Linked DNA regions of Homo sapiens: region 1 is linked to region 2. Evidence: chromatin loops called from intact Hi-C (ENCODE). Cell type or tissue: Panc1. All regions are shown on one strand. Each heading gives the region's core, and the rest is flanking DNA. Links, peaks and the distances in the headings are about the cores only.

Region 1 (13,860 bases), core at 2,738-10,737, 740 kb after region 2:
ATTACACAAAGATGAATAACTCAAGAAAAAAATAATCTTAGACGTGTGTTCCCGTAACAACAAAGTTCGCAACATGTATACCCAAAATGGACATACCTAAAAGTACAAAAAGAAATACAAGACCTAGCTTGAGACTTTTTACATCTTTTTCTGCAGTAATTGGTAAAACAAGTAGAAAAAGAAAAGTATAGAAATTGGAGCAACATTAATTGATATTTATAGAATATTATATTCCCAAACAGCAAGAAGCATATTCTTCTTAATTATAAATGGAAAATTCACCAAGAATGAACAATAAATCAAGTCTCAATAAGTTTAAAAGAGTCAAATCATATAGATTATACTCTTTGACCATAATGCTATCAAACTGTAAATAAGTGGCAAAAAGATATCTGAAAAATCTTCAAGTATTAGAAGTTAAACAATTAATTTTCCAATAAATCATATATTTATAGAAGAAATCCCAGTAAGTGTTTTAAAAATATTTCTAAATGAATGATTATAAAAACACAGTATTTCTAAATTAACAGGGTGCCACAGAATGTTTCAAAGAAAATACATATTTTAAATGCTTATATTAGAAAAAGTGAAAGATGCAAAATAAATGATAAGCTGCCACTTTAAGAAGATATACAAAGAAAAGCAAGTTAAAATTAAAAGAAAAATAGAATAATAAAAATAATAGCAGAAATGAATGAAATAGAAAATAAACAGTAGCTAAAATTGACAGTCAAAGGTTAGTAAATTTTGTTCCTCACAACTTGACTTACAAAAAAACTAAAGTCTTTGATATGGTTAACAAAATTGTTAAATCCATACGAAGACTGAGTATTAAAATAAAGAGAGAAAAAGGTGCAAGTCACCAATATCATGATGAAAGAGGGGACATCTTTACAGATGCTGCTGACATTTAAAGGATCATAACATTATGCCAATTAAATTGACAACTGAGGTGAAACGTGCATATTTTTTGAAGATCACAGCTTCCCCAATTCAAAACAAGAAATAGAAAATTTTAGTAGATCTCTATCTATTTCATATTTTTGTAATTAAAAAGAAATCCCACAAAGAAATTCCTGACACAAATAGTTTCAGTGGTGAATTCTGTAAATTGTTTAAGAAAGACATAATATCAATATCAAACAAAACTCTTCAGAAACTAGGGGAGGAAGGAGCATTTCCTAACTTGTTTTTGTGAAGTAAACGTAAGCCTGATAGAAAACCAGACAAATATATTATAATAAAATAAAACTGCAGACCAATGTTCCTCATGAACATAACAGAATATTAGCAAATCCAATCCAGCAATTCATAAAAAAGGATAATACAATATAATGGTTCGTTTTATCTCTGAATTGTAAAATGGCTTAACAAAAAATCAATATAATCTGCTACCATTTTAAGAAAAATCATATGATGATGTAAATAGACATAGAAAACACCATTTGACAAAATGCAACACCAATTCATGACAAAAGCTATAAGCAAACTAAAAAAAATAAATAGAACTTCCTTATCTACAAGAGGGCAGCTACAAAAATCTACAAGGCTCATCATAGCTAATGGTGAAGTATTAAACACTCCTCCCACCTCAACATTGAGAAGAAAAAAGGAATGTCTCCTTTCAACGTTACTACTGAACATTGTACTATACCAGTGGAAGTGGGGTCACATCTGTCCAAAAACATCTGAAGGGAGTGGTGTTAGCCAGAGAACTACTAGAGTGGGATACAGTATTCCACTGTAGTATACTATAGAAACTGTATCCCACTGTGGTAGCTCTCTGGCTACAGATTACTTGTAGCCGTAATATCCTATAAGGTATAGAGTGGTTTTGTGCAGATAATTTCTAAGCAATTTTAACCTGGGTTTATGTCACATAGGTGAATCATAGTTTCCAGAGAACAAAAACAACATAGATTACCTGGTTTTCTGAAATCTATATTCATCTTTAATGAACCACAGGTTTAATACTCCCTGTTATTACAAGGCTGAATCAACAGGCCATCACAAAGTACATTGAGATCATATATTAACCATAACAGCACACAGAAGAAGGAGGTTAAAACCATATAATCTCAATTAATTTAATTTGTAATTTCTGAAGTACTTGGTGCAAGATGATAACTTTATAACATACTTCAAGTATACCAGTTTTGAAAGCTACAACAGGATATTTTATGGTTCCAATAGTGTCCTACTAATCATAATTGTGCAAAATACTGTAGAAAGTTATATAGAGATCTAAGAGCTAAATGTGACTTTTATTTATTTTTCAATAGCAGAAAAAATCCCACTAATACTCTAGTAGGGATCTAAATGGAAAGAAGGCATTTTAATAACACTATTCTCAGTCAAAAGGAAGAATAAATACCATACATGAGAAACAGCCAATAAACGCCAATTGTAGTGCCTTTAAATAAAATTTGAAGTATAAATTGAGTGACAAAATTTTATGCTAATACATTGGAAAAGAGTGAACTGCTTAATTTTATGAATGTGCTTTTCCAATCAGATTAGAGTCATTCATTCACTTTCCCCTGAGCAATTACTAATGGAGAAACAACCAGATGCCTAATACTGTATTCAGTAATGAAAATTAGAAATGGAAAAGTATGTAAGCCATGGCCTGCCTCCAATTTGGTGTAATAAATAGAATAAAAAACTGACAGATTATTATAATACCACTTTATAGTCACTATTCCAGATATATGAACAGATGTTGCAAATTATACAACATAAAGTTAAGTTTGACTTGAAGAGTTGAGGCTGTGTTACCTTTCTCACTCGTTTGCTTCCAAGTGAGGTTTGCACAGAAAACTAGGAGGAGTTTGCTATGTGAGAAAGGGGAGAAAGAGCATTCCAGGTACAGAGTAAAGCATCCACGGGTTTAAATGATGCCCAGCTCATTTGGGAAACCTAAAATATTGGGAGCCCCTGTTATACCTTTCAGAGAGCAGCAGGTCTTGGGGAAATGGGAAGGGAGAGATGGAGCTTGAAACAGAAGCTGCAGCAAAGTTGCAAATGACAATGATGTGGAAGCCTAGGTTAAAGTGGGATTTAATTCCAAAGACAAGCAACAGAGAAGCAGCATTTTAAAACCAGGAGTTACATAGCAGATTATGTTCTTAGGGAGAACATTTTGTGGCAATTCATCAGATGGGTTTAACTAGGGAGAGTCTTGTGGGAGGATGGCCAGTCAGTGGGCTGAAGCAGTATTTCAAGTGAGAATGGACTTCTTCAGCAATAATGGTGGCATCAAAAATGAAATTCTATACTATTGCTATGTACATGTGCACTGCTGATATTTAAAATATATTTTGTTCAGTGCATCAGCAACCCCTTTTCTGTCATTTTTTTCTTTATTAATTGTCTTTTCTTTCACCTGTATAGCCAAATACTCATCCTTTGCTCTAAGTGTTAAAACGATCTGTGCTTTATTCTCCATGTGAACATCTGAATGATTTAAAACAATGGAATTTTAGTTAAAGATACTGGAATCTCTTCAGCATGTGCTAAAGCACTTTAAGAGATAAAAATCCCTAATAATGCCAATCTTCTTCCCATCCTCTTTCTATTTGATTTTGTTGAAAGAAGAAAATGATATAATAAGAGGATTACGATTTTTCTTGATCCGAATTATAATTTTATGTTCTTTCAAAAACAGTAGGATTCACGTGTAGGTTTGAGTGGGAAGCTGATGCACGCTACTGATCATTTTATCAACAGGGAAAAATAAATGAGATCAAAGATCCAAAAATTAGATTTTTAATTTGCAGTTTTATAACAAGTTTTTCCAAATAATACATACATCTTAAATTGCTGAGGTCATTTTTTTTTAATTTTTGCAAAACACAATGCCTGGCAAAATAGAGTGTATAAACTTACGGTCATGTTTGATAAAAACAGCTGATTAATGATGGAATTTAAACAACACAATACTGTGCTCAAAATTTAAATGGCTCCCTCATCTGTTCCTCTCAAATTCAAGCAAATTTTCATGTCAGCACAGGACCTTGATCTGTTATTTTCCAAGGAACCACATTTAAGTCAGGTAAACCTATTTATGTTCCCAGATAATGTGTAATTCCTAGGGGTGTGTGCAGTGCTGTAGGTATAAGTGTGAAGGATAACGGAGAAAGAGGTACATTCTCCCACTAGGGTTTGATGACAGGCTACTGTAACCTCCTACCAGAGAGAATTGGTCGGTTTGTGCAGCCTGCTCACAACCCTTAGCCTGAGCATACATGTCAGCTCTGTGAGGAGCGGTGAAGAGCTTTCTCATCTATGTATCTTACCAGTAAACAGCATAGATGCTTAATAACTACTTACTCAATCAAATTAGTCTTACATGCCCACAGTGCCTAATGTGTGGAGCATTTTCCCCATCCTCCCAATGTCAAAGACAGTTTAAAAGGGCTGCCTTGAAGGAAAAATAAAATCTACATATTTAAAAAATGTAGTTGTGTTAGTCCGCTCTCGCATTGCTATAAAGAAATACTGGAAACTGGGTAATTTATAAAGAAAAGAGGTTTAAGTGGCTCATGGTTCTGCAGGCTTTACAGGAAGCAAGATACTGGCATCTGCTTGGCTTCATGATGGAAGGCAAGAGGAGCAGGCACATCACATGGCCAGAGCAGGAGCAACAGAGCAAGCAGAGAGGTGCTACACAATTTTAGATCACCAGATCTTATGGGAACAAACTTACTATCGCAAGGACAGTACCAAGTAGGATGGTGTTAAACCATTCATGAGAAACACACCTCCATGATCCAAACACCTCCCACCAGGCCAACATTGGGGATTACATTTCAATATGAGATTTGGGCAGGGACACACAGCCAAACTATATCAGAAGTCTTGGAGGTGAGTGTGGAAGAAAGGGGCACTTGATGAACCTTTATTTTGAATGAGTCCTGTAGCAAACTAAGCTTAAACTGTAAGCAAGTTTCCTAGCCTCACTTCATTGAATTTGTTTCTGCATCTGTCATAAAGCAGCAGATTTCTTCCATCTCTTCAATGACATGACACTGATTCACTGAGATTGGGATAATGATGAAAAGACAGGGAAACAGAGAACATTAGTTGTGTTCGTGCACACACACACACACACACACAGACAACTACATTTATTCTACTATCTCCCCTCTACTCTATTCCATATAAGATATGATGCTTTAGGAGGGATGTGGATTGTTTGAGGTTATCTCTCACATTGTAAGTGACAAAAAGGCAGCTCCGTGCAGGGGGATAAGCTTCCGTTGCTCTTATGTCCGTCCATTTCATGTAATAATAAAGGTGAGATTGCTCAGGACATTGAAGATATAATTTGGCCAAGTATAAACAGCACCAAAAATTGCTGAATATGAGGATGATTACGCTGTCAGCAGAGCTATGAGTGCAGGTTTGTGGATAACAAGTAATCACAGTATTCCACAGGCTGAATTGCCTCCTCTGTTCATAAGGAGCAGCCAGTGACATTTAACTCATTCTCATCTTTGTTATCTCAAAGTTTATATACTGGGTGACGTGAAGTTTCTTATCACTACCAGTATAGTTTAACTTTGTATTGCATCACTATTGTAAACACTGCTTATGTTACAGTGATTGCTTACATTGAAAAGTTTTGGAGATACATGACGGGGAAAGCATGAAAAGAAATATGTGGATAGTAGTCTTAGATGCACTTCTGCATCTAATTTTTTTTCCATTGAAAAAGATAAAATAACGAATACATAGCTGCTCGGTTTTTTTTTTTTTTTTAATTATACTTTGAGTTCTGGGATACATGTGCAGAACATACAGGTTTGTTACATAGGTGTACATGTGCCAAGGTGGTTTGCTACACCCATCAACCCATCAGCTAGGTTTTGATCCCCACATGCATTAGGTATTTGTCCTAATGCTCTCCCTGCCCTTGCCCCCCACCTCCCCAGCAGGCCCCAGTGTGTGATGTTCCCCTCCCTGTATCCATGCGTTCTCATTGTTCAACTCCCACTTATGAGTGAGAGCATGCGGTGTTTGGTTTTCTGTTCCTGTGTTAGTTTGCTGAGAATGATGGTTTCCAGCTTCACTCATGTCCCTGCAAAGGACATGAACTCGGTGGTTTTAAAATTAAATCTAGCACATAAAACTACATAACAGGTCCCACCCTCAAGTCGTGATTTATAGTAGAATTCCTTGGGACTGACAGAACAACTAAGATCTAGAAAACTTTCTTGTAGTTTTTGAAAACTACCCAATTTCAAAGTTACAAATATTTATTATTCCTAGAGAAACTAGAAGTTTAGAGGTAGCCTGTGTCATGGGGAAATCTTTGCAAAGAGGTGGTGTGTGCTTTCCTGTGCTTTCCAAAATGTAATGTGTTTTTGAAGTACCGGGACCTGGGGGATCTTATTAAAATGCAGATTTAGGTTCAGTAGCTCTGGCATAGGGCCTGAGACTCTAGAATTGTTAACAAGCTCCCAGGAGAGGCCAGTGCTGCTGCTTAGTGGAACACACTTTGAGTGGCAAGGATATGGACACCTCCCTTACCAAGGAACACTAGTTTAGCTAATTTCTTACTATCTAAGCTGTGTTAAAGATGAAGTTGTGGGAGCTTGTTTTGGCAGGTGTTATCTCAACTGTATCTCTAGTAGCTCAGTGCTTGGTGTATGTCGGTGTTAATAAATATTTGCTGAACTACTAATGTCGACTATGAAGGTTGATACAAACAAGCTCTCACAACTGTGATAGTAAGAACTGTGTTAAATAGTAAGGATAGTGAGAACTGTGAAAAAAGTGAGTCATTTACAATCTCTGGTGAAATACTATTTAAAGGTAAATAGTCACAGAATATTTTTCTTTGATTAATACAGGTGTTAATTCATATATATTTATGGGAAGCAAATTGAGCATTTGGAATATGAGTGTGGAGATTTTTAATCACAAACTTATTTTAAGTCATGTTTAGAAATATGAAGGGTAAGTGTGTCAAGCTGTGCTATTCACATACTCACAAAAATATGTGAATAATTTTATGAGTCTTTGTGTATAATTCTTTTTAAGTATCTTTTTAATAAATATACAAACTGTAAATATACTGATGTTATTAAATGTCAACATATGGGCAAACAGATTTCTTAATAATTTTTTATAACAATTGTTTATTAAATAAATTCTACTCTATCAAAACAGAATTCTTACTATACTCTTATAGTATATACAAATCTATCTTTTTTTAATCCAATGAGAAAGTCAATTTTTTTAGAAGATACACATAGCCTTTCATTTAACTACAAAATGAGAATATGGAAGATATATAGATAAATCTGCCACCTAATGTTAGGTAGTTTGAACTTACGTGGTTTGGTAAACAATGAAGCTAAACAGCTATAATAATAATGTGAAGGGAAGCATATACTGGTATAATAGCTGTGTATATACTTACTTTACTATTATTGACATTTAACACATTTGAGGAAAGGTTAAAAATTATATACACATTATAAAAGGTATTTGTTTCATTATTGCCTCCAAAGAAGTTACAGTGAGCTTGATTTTTAATTTGTTTTGAAACCTAAAAACACATTAAACACATATAGGTGGTTTGTTTATTTTAAATTTAGAAAAGGAATTGATATATTGACTGTAAGTTTCTGTCATAGTTTCTTTCATGATCATAAAATACTTTATTTTCAAAGTTAGACTATGTAGATAATGGCTCCCTCTACTGGTCAAACTATGTTGGTGATATGTATGTAAAGTACTTGAACAACCTAAATTTCACCACACTGAAAAAGAAAACATTTGGCACTCACAGGAATAACCGTTAACTACATTTCTAATACACTGTCATTGTCTGAAAACAAAAAGAATTTGGTATGTAGTTAAAGTTTTATTCTTTGCTTTATGTGAAAGTAATTCTCTTCCTTGTGTATTTATTAGCAATAAAAAACCTAAAGATATCACTTAACTAGAAGACTAAAGTTATATCTTAACTAAAAGACTAAAGATAACTCTAAAAGTAATGAAGACGTAGGGATAACCAAAAGCATCTATTTGATTACAAAAAAATAACTTTATCTTACAGCAATTATGACTCATTTCTAAGCTAAATTATATAATGTAATATCAGCTTTTTTTCCTCCTTTAATTACAGATGTTGCCTAGATTGCTTCTAGCTGAACAGTGTTTATTTTGGCCCCATATGCTTTATCTTTTCAGAAAAATTATGCATTTTCTGAAAGGAAGGGACATGTCTTATGTTCCTAATTATATACTCAAAATTTTAATTAATTCAATTAATTTTTCTGATTTTATAAAACCTAATATTGCTAACTATTGCTCCAAGTTGTTCATAAATTAATTTAAGCCAGAGAGCATAGAAACTATGTTTTGTTCCAATGCTAATATGTAACCTTATTTTAGACCATGTATAGAGCGTACTAAGGTAATTAAAAAAATACTTGCATAGTATATTATCTGTTTCTTATTTATTTAGAATATTTTCATTAACATTTTTTCTTCTTTTTAAAATCTGGTTCGCTACCATATGAGGACTTTCTATGATTTTAAAAATTAACTACTTGGCAAATGCCAAGCTTTTGTTCTACTTGCTGGTAACAGTTACCAAATTCTTCTATGTTGGAGTGGGAGTGGAACACAAGCATGTGAAGTTATTGTCTCAGCAAAATTCACATGGTTATTACTTGGTAGATTGCCTCTTGAATGTCAAATCATAGTTCATTCAACTAGAGCTATCTTAGTGATGCCTTTTAAGGTTTATAGGACCAAATTTTTGCTACACCTGGCATCCTTCAACATCCCTTCACAAAAGATATTTCTGTACTCAAACTCAGATTGTGAATTCTGCCTATCGTTGTGGAACTAATAATTTTCTTTTTGAATTACATTCATTTTTTATTCTTTTTTCTCTGGTTATTCCTCAATCCATCAACAGTTGAGCTCCCAGAAGATTAATACATGCAATTTACAATTGAATTACAACATTTCCAATACAATCCTCTTGGAACTGTTAGATTCAGAGTGCTCCCTTTTGATGCTATTCTCTTAAAAATATTATTACTGACATTTTCATAATCTCTTGCAAATAAAACATCGGTAATAGTTCAGACGAGCATATTACATTAACTACGAAGTATACATCATTGGTATGAACACATTTTGGGAAGTCAGGTTTGTAATAAAAACTACAAAAAAATACAAATTCCTCCATTCATAATAAAGATTTGCTCTTTTGAATATCACCTTAACAAGATGACAGGAAAAAAAAAACTGTGTTTCTATGTATAGATTATAAATCCATTTAAAATTATAATGGCCTTTGAGCTTTTCTAAATGTAAAAATATTACCATAAATGGTTCTCAAAGCAAAAAGTATTATGCAAATAAAATGGGTATCTAGAATTAGAACTTTGGGAGGAAGTAGTTAGTGGTATGAAAAAGTTTAACTGATGCTGAACATTTAACAAGAGAAGTGAATAATTTTACTTTTTACTCAGTTTTTCCTGATGGAAGAGCAGGTTCAATAGCCAAAAATGGCCTTTAATTTTTAATTAAATGTAAGCCTGAAAGACCTGTGGTTTGAAGACACCTTTGGGCATGATTTAATAGCCTATTAATACTTGTCTAAATCTTGTTTTTCAGCATAGCGCACATTAATGGAGCTCCCAAAAATTCGTAAGAATATATCTATATATAATACAAGTGATTCCATCTTAGGATTTTGAAGTATTCTGGAGGTCACCTAATGCAATCTTTAGTCAGTGAGTTAATCCTGTGCCATTTCTAATAAATAGTCATTTATCTTGTTCTTGAACATTGTTAGTATTGGGTAATTTACAGCTTTTTAAGGTATTAGTGAAGAGATATAACTTCAATGTTTACATGTTATATGAAAAAGTGTCTCCTTTTAAATTCTATCCATTGATCCTATTTTTGCTTTTTGGGAAGAGTTGGTAGGATTACTCCATACTTCTTCAACCATTTCTCATATGGCATAATCACAAAATACTGCGTTTCTCTGGTTTCCTATTTCAGAATGTTTCTTAGTTTGTTAATGTTTTCCTAAATATCTAGTCAAGAGTTGGGCAAATTTTAAGTGCAGTAAATAAAAATAGATAACTGAGAAATAAGCAGATTCTTCATCATCACAAACAGATCTTTTTTTTTTTTTTTTTTTTTTTTTTTTTTTTTGAGACAGAGTCTTCCTCTGTCCCCCAGGCTGGAGTGCAGTGGCGAGATCTCAGCTCACTGCAAGCTCTGCCTCCCGGGTTCATGCCATTGTCCTGCCTCAGCCTCCTGAGTAGCTGGGACTACAGGTGCCCGCCACCATGCCTGGTTAATTTTTTGTATTTTTAGTAGAGGCGGGGTTTCACTGTGTTAGCCAGGATGGTCTCGATCTCCTGACCTCGTGATACGCCCGTCTCGGCCTCCCAAAGTGCTGGGATTACAGGCGTGAGCCACTGTGCCCAGCCACAAATAGATCTCTTAAATCTGTGTATTTGATATTATATCCATATACTCAAATATTTTTATAACATTTTATTATAAATGAAAAACATTAAGTAATACTAGTATTTAGAATAGCTTACGTCTAAGCTGCCCATGGTCATATTAGTAACATTTCACAAAAATTATATATTGGGACAAGGCAGAAATTGATAACTAATCACAAAAGGTATTGTGTAAGATTATTAAAGAGATTCATAGATTTTTAAATTAAAAATCAGAAGACTCCAGACACTCGGTCTCCCTCCCAAAAGCAAGTCACTTTTACCAGTCTATGTACCTCCTAATTTTCTGTTGCTTTTTAGAAATGCTTTCTCTCATGACAATAAGTTTTAAACAATGCTTCATGTAAATAAAGTAATTGACAGGCAAAATGACAATGAAGAAGGAAGAAATGGAATTATCTTGGAGATTTGAATTGCTTTCACTTGGACATTTAATAATTTCTTTTACAAAAGACATAGGATATTTACACTTTGGAATTTTCAGTTTCAAAGATGGGAAGGATAAATTTGTTTCCTGCTGAGAAAATTTTCAAAGAAGTTTTAGAGTTTTCAAAATAGTTATAGCCAACAATCCTAAAGATTTCTTTCTCAAGTAGTATGAAATGGTTTGCAAACTAATCATTTGATAGAGATTATAGTTTTTTTCCATAGGAAATGGCTTTTTAGATCTAAATTGACAGTGCTGCACTGTCTTTACTTATTCCTCTGATTGTTTATAGATATTATGAATCCCTTGGATGCAGAAATTTTAGGGAGAGTGATAATAGCTTTATGAGGAGTGGATGGACTCACAATTAGATCATCTAAAATATTATATATGCTATAAAATGCACTTTGCTGAATTGATTTTTTCATTAAATAATTACTGCTGAACACAACTTCTTGAGTAAACAGGTGCCAAAATTTACTAATTTTTTGTTATATCTCAAAAGAAAGCTAAAGTTCATTGCCATAATATGAACTTACTGTATACTCACATGGTGGAGAGAGAGAGAGGAGAGAGAGAGAGAGAGAGAGAGAGACTCCCTTCTTATAAGGGCACTAATCCCATCATAAGGGCTTCATCCTCATGAGGCAATCATTTCCCAAAGTACATATCTTCAAATTCCATTACATTGGAGATTTATGTTTCAATATGATTTTGGGGTACACAAGCATTCCATCCATAGCATTCTTCAAAATGGATCATAAACCTACATGTAAAGTACAAAACTTTAAAACTCTTAGAAGATAATATAGCAGGAAACCTAGATGACTTTGGTGATGGGGATGACTTTTTAGTTACAACACCAAAGGCACAACCTATGAAAGAAAAAATTGATGAGATAGACTTCATTAATATTAAAAACTTCTATGTTAAAAAAGACACTGTCAAGAAAATAAGACAAGCTGCAAACTGGAAAAAACATTTGCAAAACCACAGCCAATAAAGGACTTCTATTCAAGATATACAAAGAACTCTTAAAATCCATCAATAACAAATTAAAAATTCCAATAGAAAATGGGCTGGAACCAGGTGCAGGAGCACATACCTGTAGTCCCAGCTACTTGAGAGAATGAGATTTAGAAGTTGCTTGAGCCCAGGAGTTTGAGGCCAGCCTAGAAAATATGGCAAGACCCTGTCCATAAAACAAACAAACAAACAAAACAAATTAAAAAAATCAAAAGGGCCAAAGATTTTAAGACACCTTACCAAAGAAGATATATATACAGATGGCCGACAAGCATATGAAAAGATGCTTCATATCACATGTCATTAGGGAAATGAAAATTAAAACTACAATATTATACCACTATATACTCATTAGAATGGCCAAAATCCAGAACACTGACAAAACCAAATGCTGACCAGGATGGTGGAGCAACAGGAACTCTCATCGCTGGTGGGAATATAAAGTGGTACAGCCACTTTGAAAGAAAATTTCGCAGTTTCATACAAAACTAAGCATAACACTTTCCATATCACCCAACAATGATACTTCCTGATGTTCCCCTAAATAGGCTGCAAACTTAAATTCTCACTAAAATCTGCACATAGATATTTATAGCAGCTTTCTTCATAATTGCCAAAACCTGGAAGCAACCAAGATATCCTTCAGTAGGTGAATGGATAAACAAACTGTGATACATCTAGAGGATGGAATATTATTCAACACCAAAAACAATAAACTATCAAGCCATGAAAAGACACAGAGGAAACTTAAATGTATATTGCTAAGTCCAAGAAGCCAGTGTGAAAAGTCTATGTAGTGTATGATTACAACTATATGACATTCAAAGAAGCCAGCGTGAAAAATCTACATGGTGTATGACTTCAACTATGTGACATTCTGGAAAAGGCAAAATTCTGGAAAAGTAAAAATATTAGTGGTTGGCCAGGTATAGAGGGGATGGAGGAAGAGAAGAAAAGGCAGAGCACAGAGGATTTTTTTTTTTTTTTTTTTGAGTCGGAGTCTCACTCTGTTGCCCAGGCTGGAGTGCAGTGGCGTGATCTCGGCTCACTGCAAGATCCGCCTCCTGGGTTCACGCCATTCTCCCGCCTCAGCCTCCCACGTAGCTGGGACCACAGGCGCCCACGACCAAACCCGGCTAATTTTTTGTATTTTTAGTAGAGACGGGGTTTCGCCGTTTTAACCAGGATGGTTTTGATCTCCTGACCTTGTGATCCTCCCTCCTTGGCCTCCCAAAGTGCTGGGATTACAGGCGTGAGCCACCATGCCCGGCCGCACAGAGGATTTTTAGGGCAGTGAAACTATTCTGTAGGATACTATAATGGTGGATATATGTCATTATACATTTTCCAAAACCCATGGAATATACAAAAACAAAATGAAACAACTAATGTAAGCTGGATTTTGAATCATGATGGGTCAATATAGATTCATAATTGTAATAAATGTACCACTGGGGGCTTCAAGTTTACAGTGTGGAAGCTGTGCATATGTGGGGAGAGGGAGTATACGAAATTTTTCTGTATTTTCTGCTTAATCTTTCTGTGAATTTAACACCACTGTAAAAAACAAAATCTATTTGAAGGAATAAAAGAATAAATTATATAAACATGTAATTAAGTTTTATTAAAAAGTAATAAGTATTCAAAATAAAAATAAGTGTTCTATTTCTATATTTCCAGGAAGAAAGTAAATCATTTAGTTGATTAGCATTTTGGAAATTATGATAAATAAATTGTGAGAAAGATACTACTGATGCGAAGCTATATAATTGTTACTGACAGAAACATTTCCTGTTAAGTCTTATTATTTTAGAGACTTTTCCAATATACTTCAGCCACTTGGAAGAAGCAAAATAGTGTGCAGAGATTCAGTTGTGGACTTTCATTCAA
Region 2 (8,000 bases), core at 1-8,000:
ATGAATTTATTGTGGTTATATGTTAAATAATATTAGCTACTTTTCAATGTATTCACTTGATTTTCTTCAGTTATTTTTCTGTATTTATAAATACTAAATGTTTTTTCACCCTCTCTTCAGGAGATATTTCTTCACTATTCATACAAAATAATACAATTTAGAAATACCTACTTCTAAATAAATATTTGTAATGTGCCATTTTAAATTGTGTGAGCATGAAAATTACAAATTAGGTTAGGTATTCTACATTTCCTGATTTATTATTTCCCTGCAGGCTCTTGTGAGCCACCCTTGGAAACAGCAGTAAGCAAGCATTTTGCAGCTCTGGTGAAATGTAGGAGGTAGCGTTATTTTAGTACCAAAGTGTGGGTATTTTTAAGAATCAAGTCTCCTGGTTTTACACCTTTTAATGTTGAGACTAGCAAGTGGACTGAAGTACAAATGGAAAGTAGGGAGGTGAAATACTGAGTGATTGCTTTGAGTTTTCCATATCACTCACTTTCACATTTTAGAAAGAAGGGTAGTAGTTTAGAAAGAATAGCAGCAGTGCAAATCTATACATAATATATTGCATTTGGACTTTCAAAGTCCCATCAAATACACATAGTCCACCCTTCTTTTAATGGTGAAAACTGCACTCAGTGAGATTGAATGGGCTATCTCTAAATAGTGAATTTTGATAAAAATATTGTCTGGGTATTGATAAAAATGTTCTCCTGTGGGGATGATGATCAGTTATTTGTCACTTATTTATTTCTTTGCAACTTAAAATCTAACCTCATGACCTTCTGCAAACATTAGTTAGTTGTTCAAAATTTATAAACTTGGTAGTCAGGATAGCTGCACTTGAATCACAGTTCCATCGTGGATTTGTGTGTGATCTTGAACCGACCTTGACTGATTGCATAAACCAATCTCAGTTCCAGCTTGTAAACCTTCTTGAAGTGGAGCTTGCAGTGAGCCGAGACTGCACCACTGCACTCCAGCGTCGGCGACAGAGCGAGACTTCCTCTCAAAAACAAATAAACAAACAAAAAAACCTTCTTGAGGACAATGAGTTTTGAAAGGCCACCTTATCTCATGTCTCGGTGTGTAGGCTGAAACTCTTATCAGAATGTGTTTTGAGATTTTTGAAACATTGGAAAATAAATGTTACATTAAACAAAATTCAAAGCAAAACAAATCATAAGCCTATCATTTAAGGTCTTAAGCAGTTTCTATCTAGGAAGTTGAGATCTTATATACTCCTTTTAGAACAAAAATGGCTGTGTTGTGGGCAAATACCTGAACTGGGCCTTTTAGTCAATCAGACATAAAGCAAAGACCCTGTGTTCTTAGTGCTGTAACTACATTGAGGGTAACAACGAAACGGAGATTTCTAATTTGGAGATTCAATGGCTACTCTAAAGGATTTGGGGGAAAGACCTAAGTGAGGGGGAAATAATTTAAGAGACAAGGAAGAGTTCACTCCTTCCTTTCCTGACTCTGTTACTTTTCATGTTGAGTGTGGGCTCTTTTGGTGAGAAATGTATGAAAGAGGCTCTCCCACCTGCAGGGCTGCCTCTGAGTCTGTGCGACAAACAGCAGCATAAAGTGAGAGGGGGAAGCCAGCGCTGGTGCTTGACACTGGCAGCTACTTATACTGGCAGCTACTTTTACTTTGTTACCTTCTGTGTGTTGACTGGGTATCTAGCAAACCAAAATGTGCATTTCTATTTTGTTTATTACCTCCTCACTAAATACTCTCTCAGTAGTTCAAATAGTGTTTTGTAACTTCTTTATCAACTCATTAAATGATTCTGTATTATCTATAAATAATTTTGCTTCTGCCATTGAATAGCCCTAGCTATTATCTTTTATCTTAGCACATTCATCACAATATAAATTCTTTAAAAGTTAGAACACTGAAAAAAGGAAATCAGTATCTGAACAGCTATAGAAAGAGAGGCTTTGAGGAAAGAGAGGTGAAAGAAAGATAAAAATGATTTTAGCAGCTAAGGTGTGACATCATGATGGCCTGGAACAGAGCATGAGCTAAGAAAACAGAGAAAGAATGTATATTAATCAAGGTTCTCCAGAGGAACAGAACTAATAGGATAGACGTATATGTGAAAGGGAGTTTATGAAGGAGAATTGACTCACATGATCACCAGATGAAGTCCCATGATGGTCATCTGCAAGGTGAGGAGCAAGGAAGCCAGTAGTGGCTCAGTCTGAGTCCCAAAGCCTCAAAAGTAGGGAAGCTGACAGTGCAGCCTTCAGTCTGTGACCAAAGGCCCCAGAACCCCTGGCAAACCACTGGTGTAAGTCCAAGGGTCTGAAAGTCAAAGAACCTAGAGTCCGATGTTCAAGGGCAGGAAGCATTCCGCATGGGAAGAAGATGAAAGCCAGAAGACTCAGCAAGCCAGCTTCTTCCACCTTTTCCTGCCTGCTTTGTTCTATTGGTGCTGGCAGCGGATTGGATGGTGCCCACCCACATTGAGAGTGGGTCTTCCTCTCCCAGTCCACTGACTCAAAGGTTAATCTCCTCTGGCAACACCCTCACAGCCACACCCAGAAAACAACAATAATTTGCATCCTTCAATCCAATCAGGTTGACACTTAATATTAACCATCACAGAATATATATGAAAAGTTTTAAGGCAAGAAATTTACTGGGCTTTGTGATATAGTTAAGCAACAAAAAACTAATTCCCGATTTTCAAACTAGGAGCAATTTTTAGTCTAATTTTGAGTAGTCATGCAATTGATTACATTATTAAAAGATCTTAAAGCTCCCTACCATCCATTTATGGTAGAGAAGGTGTCATCAAGGAAATTAATTATAATTCTGAGTTTCTGTGGAATCCTAAGTTTACAAATTCAAAAGAAATTAATAGTCATATTAATTCACTATATCATTACAGTTTGATGTTATATGCATGACAGTAATTAAGATTCATTTATTCATTCAGTAACAATTATTAAACTGCTTTTTGCAGTTTTTCTAGGCGCTTGAGATTTATCAGAGGACAAAACAGGCAAAACTCTGCCTTCATGCAACTTACTCTCAGATGGGAAGAAACTGATCATAAACAAAATAAATGAGTGAACATATGGTTTGTCTGAGAGTGCAAAATTCTGTGAAGAAACAAAACTTGGGGAAGAGAGATAAGAAAAGCTATTTTAAATAAATGTGAGAGAAAGCTTCATGAAGGTGACATTGCAGCAGACACTCATATAAGGACAGAGAGGTAGAAGTGTCATGTCTCATCCTTTAGAAGGATAGTGAGCCAAGCAGAGAAGCAGCCAGAAGTAAAGACACTCTGAGCATGTTGAAAGAAGAGCTCAGCCAGCGTGAGCAGACCAAAGTGGATAAGAAGAATAGAGGAGAGGAAGGCAGAGGTAGTGGGATGAGGAGAGTGATCAAAGGGGCCTTGTCAGCCATAGAATAATTCTGAATTTTTCTCAGATTGAGATGAGAAACGAGCAGAGAGTGTTGATCATGGGAGTTAGATGATCCTATAAACATTTTCACAGTAACACTCAGGCTGTTATCAGAAAAGTAGACTATGGGGAAGGGAGAGAGGATCAGAAGCAGGGAGACCAATTAGAGAGCTATTGCATTAATCCAAGCAAAAGATGAAGTTGGTTTGGATCAGAGTTAGCAATGAGGATGATGAGAATAGATGGAATGTTCTGTGTATTTGAAAGTAGAGCAAATAGGACCAGCTGATGGCAAGAATGTGAGGTTGAAGAGTGAAAGAGGAGTCATGGATGATTTCATGGCTTTTGACTTGAACACTTGAAATAACAAACTTGAGATGGAGAAGCTTGCAGGAGGTGAAGGTGGTGATTGTTTTGTGGGAAGGTTTGGATTTGTCCTTTTGAGCTTATTAAACATACAAGAGGAGATTACATGATAGCCAATTGGGTATATGAGTCTGGAGTCCACAGACAAGCAAGTTAAAGATCTTAAATACAGAGTAGATATGTATTATCAGGCTTGATGGCTTAAGAAGATCTAGGGAAAAGGAGTCCAAGGACTGAGTTCTAGGATCCATCAGTAACCACAGGTTAAGGAGGTGAGGGGGAGACAGCACTTGAATCATGAATTTAAATACTCTTTTTATTTTTAAAAATGTTTACAAAAAGAGCTTTCCAAATATTGTGACATTTGACTTGCAGAATTCTACTTCTGAAAAGCAGCGATAAAACTACGTTGGCTATTGTTTGTCCTGCAGTTACAAGTTGCAAGAGTTTTGACTTTCATTATCATCCTTTGATGAGTACCTATCCTTATTATACAAATCCAGAAAAAAATAATTCTATTGTGGTTCTCTGCATACAATATGATTCCTCACGCTTGCCTTTGGAGATGAAGTTTTCTCCTTCAAGCATGCTTTACCTTGTCTTGTTCAGCCTCAGAATCCCAGATAGCAAGACAAGAAAGCTTTGCTCTCTTTTCCAGGAAGATAGTTAGCAAGAACAGGGAGGGCAGGATCAGACATCAATAATCTTACTAGGGGAATGGCATTTACCTCTAGGCCACCAGAGGGCAGGGCATCAATCCTTCATCTGTCCTGGGTATCTGCAGAAGCCTCTAAGAACACCTGCAAGTTATTTTAAGTCTATATCACCCACTTCCTACTCTTATTCATATCACTGAAGAAAACAAAGTGGAAACAACCAGAACCAAAGCAAAATGCTCCCTAAATCCTAGTCCTCCTTTAGCTTAATCTACTTTTTTTCCTGGGACTAGAAAGAAAGGGGGCTGTTTGTTTTTGTTGCATACACAAGAAGTTAGGGTATACACTCTGTATACATCAGACTGTATCAGGAACTGTTTTATCTTCTATGCAACAAGCATTTTTCTGAACAAGGTCTAGGTGTGGAGCTGCAATGGTGATCATGACAAACTAACCTTATTCATGGAACTTTGTCAGTACTTCTCAAATCATTTTTGAGGGCCATTTTTCTCTATATATCAAGCACAAATAATGCTTTTGTAATGTACAATAAAATGAATTACTATAAAACAAAATAATAAGGCATTCAAAATGCAAGTTTCAGCTTATTATTAGGTTCTGCAAATATAACATAAAAAATAAAAATGTATGTATTTGTTGAGTGTGGATATATTGGGAATAATATAGATAATTATTATGCTTATAATTTTTTGTTATTCTGGAATTAGAACTAAACACAAAGTTATGAGAGAAACAGTAATTTTTCATATTAAATGTCTATATGCATATTTAGAATGAACATCATATACATCAAATATTTACATTTTAATGTGGCACATGCTTGGTTGTGGCTTATTAATTTATATAATCCCTTTGGATTGGTTACAGCATTTCTTGCTGGGAATAATGTATAATCTGAACTGTTTCCATTCTTTGTATTAACATCAGTTATAGCAGAGAAATGAATCTTAGAGAAATACATTGGCAGTAATGGAAGAAGAGATTTTGAAGCAATTTCAGCAAGTTTAGGATATTTATTTTACAATTTTTTCCAGGGCCAGGTGCGGTGGCTCATGCCTGTAAACCCAGCACTTTGGGAGGCCGAGGCAGGCAGATCACTTGAGGTCAGGAGTTCAAGACCAGCCTGGCCAACATGATGAAACCCCGTCTTTACTAAAAATACAAAAATTATCCAGGCATGGTGATGTATGCTTGTAATCCCAGCTACTTGGGAGGCTAAGGCAGAAGAATTGCTTGCACCTGGGGGGCGAAGGTTGCAATGATCTGAGATCACGCTACTGCACTCCAGCCTAGGCGACAGAGCGAAACTCCATCTCAAATAAATAAATAAAATAAAATAAAATAAAATTGTATCCAAAAAAGGCAAATTTTACCACATTTTCAAAAATTCATCATCAGTCCTGCATTAGTAGCCTGCTCCAGTATTTATCCTATAAAGTTATAGTTAAATACATTTTTATGAAAGAAATCAACTCAGGATCCATGAATTTTCATATGTGGATCTTATGTGACAAAATATAAATTCAAAATGTTCTATCAGTGTTCTAAAATGGTCTATGATAACTTTTCCTAAATGTGCGATATCAAGATCATCACTTTTTCACTGATTATTGTACTTAATTTATGAACCATGTCATAAATAATTGTAGAAACTCTATTATTCTAAGCTTCTAACTTTTGCTTGGTCCTTTGATCCTACCTGCCATTGCAAAGCATGTTGCATTCATTCCTTGCAATCAGTAGAAAGATCTTTAAAGATACCAAATATATAAGATAAGTGAAGGCTGGCTGTCCAACCTACATATTTAAAACTTTGGAATGGGCTAGTTTCTTATCTTGTATAAATAAAAGTTTTTTGTTGTTCAGATATTCTCAAGAATTTTTCCATGTGTAAACTTGGTGCCTCAACATGCAGTATAGGTGCTATAATCAACATCTATGTTATTACATAATAAATATAACAATTTTGTATTTAATGAATTAGCTTTTACATACATAAATCACAAATTTTACGAAATAGCTAAGAACCCTGATATTTAGCTGATACTTCTATTGTGCACTAAGGTTTTCTTGACGAAGGAAGCAGTACCTTGGTTTATGGTCTATATGAACTCCTTAATCAGACTACATCAAAATATTTCCCTGCCATGGTAGCTTGCCAATCTACTTCTAGAAAACAAACAAACAAAAACAAACCACAAACCACATTACTGATTTCTAAGCATTTTTCTCAATGTGTGTATTTATCTCTTTGCTGGTGAGTAATAAACTGTTGTGGACTGGCAGTTTGAGGAGCACTGTTATGTGGAAAGTAGAGATAATGTCTACTTTGCAGAGTTGTTGTTAAGATTATCCATAATCTTCACAAAGTGTCTATCAAATATTATCACAGACATTTAATTTACGAGAGCTATTAATTTGCATTGTACAATTATTTTTCATTTTAAGCAAATCTATAGTACAAAGAGAATAAGTAACAGACTGTATCTGAACTGAAAAAGTGGATGACCTTGTAGAGAAATTTATCTGTCTGTTTATAGCTATGCGTCAACATTTTGATATATAAAGATACAGGTATGTAAGTATAATAGAGTATCTCCTGCAAGAAAAACTAACAAATTGTTAAAGAGTGGTCAATATATAGGCAGAAAAATTACAGCCCATCCGCGAGATTAGAGAAAAAACAAAACAAAACTCAAAACAGGAGATGAATTTAGAGATTGCTTCAAAAGGTGACAGAACAAGTTACTACAGTATGAGACAGTGCTAAAAGCTTTCTATGCATTTCGCTGTTGTAATTTTATTCTGGGACGTTTTTCACCCAATCAAAACGTACTGGAGAAATAGTGGATAGTTTATTTTACTTGAGGATGCTTAAAAAGCACTAACTCATATTGTACTCACAATGGAGATACTGCTATGCACATTTTACATACAAGAATATTGAAGCAGAGGGAAACTTAGTAATTTGCTTAAGTTGCAATGTCCTTGGTGGTGCAAGGATACTAAGCAGTCTGATGTCACTCATAGCCTTTGCTTATCCATGGTTTAGAGTGCTGTGTCATGGATAGTAAATGGGAGCTTAAAATGGAAAACTTAGTGTAAACTTGTGTGGGAAATAAAATGGATAGAGATTTTTTTTTTAAGAAAAAACAAAAAAACTCAAGGTGAGTGCACAGTGCACAAAGTGCTGTGAAAGGTGATGGAGGTAAAGAGGTATGACTCTTTTGTCACTGGGAGGTCTAGCTGGCACTGTTGTCTCTGAGGAATTAAAGCTACTTGTGAGACAGAGAACCAAGTGTGCAATCAGGGTGGAGTCTCTTCATTCGTGGGTTGAGTCTAAAGAGCACATGGAAAGGGAAAATCACTTGTAATGTTTAAATTGTTCAAAAGTCCCTAAAATTGCCCCCAAGCATGAGAAGTACATCCCATATGTCATTTCACTTTCTGGGTGTTTATTTGCTTGCTGAGTGGAGTGGCAGTCTATCCTGTATGGAGCAAGGTCAGGTACTTCATATGAGAAGCAGTAAG

The links. A loop is a pair of places that touch in the nucleus more often than their neighbours do. Peaks named below come from ENCODE experiments on the same cell type or tissue, not always from the same donor. Only the 100,000 strongest peaks of a DNase experiment are listed, where the experiment ranks them.
Region 1: it touches region 2 in a loop (6-fold over the local background); 15 of 110 quality-filtered maps call a loop at or near these places.

Annotation. Positions count from the first base shown.
Region 1 is chr3:86,555,850-86,569,709 of GRCh38, forward strand. No RefSeq gene overlaps it. Among named protein-coding and RNA genes, the nearest start is that of LINC02070, 81 kb to the left of the region's middle. In Panc1, for the core only: no CTCF peak of the experiment used is centred there; a DNase peak (open chromatin) is centred at 7,712.
Region 2 is chr3:85,816,799-85,824,798 of GRCh38, forward strand. All of the region lies in intron 3 of CADM2 (cell adhesion molecule 2), which reads left to right. The region is part of intron 1 of CADM2-AS2 (CADM2 antisense RNA 2); the gene reads right to left. Among named protein-coding and RNA genes, the nearest start is that of CADM2-AS2, 7.3 kb to the right of the region's middle. In Panc1, for the core only: CTCF peaks have their summits at 4,532 (motif pointing right) and 4,731; a DNase peak (open chromatin) is centred at 4,502.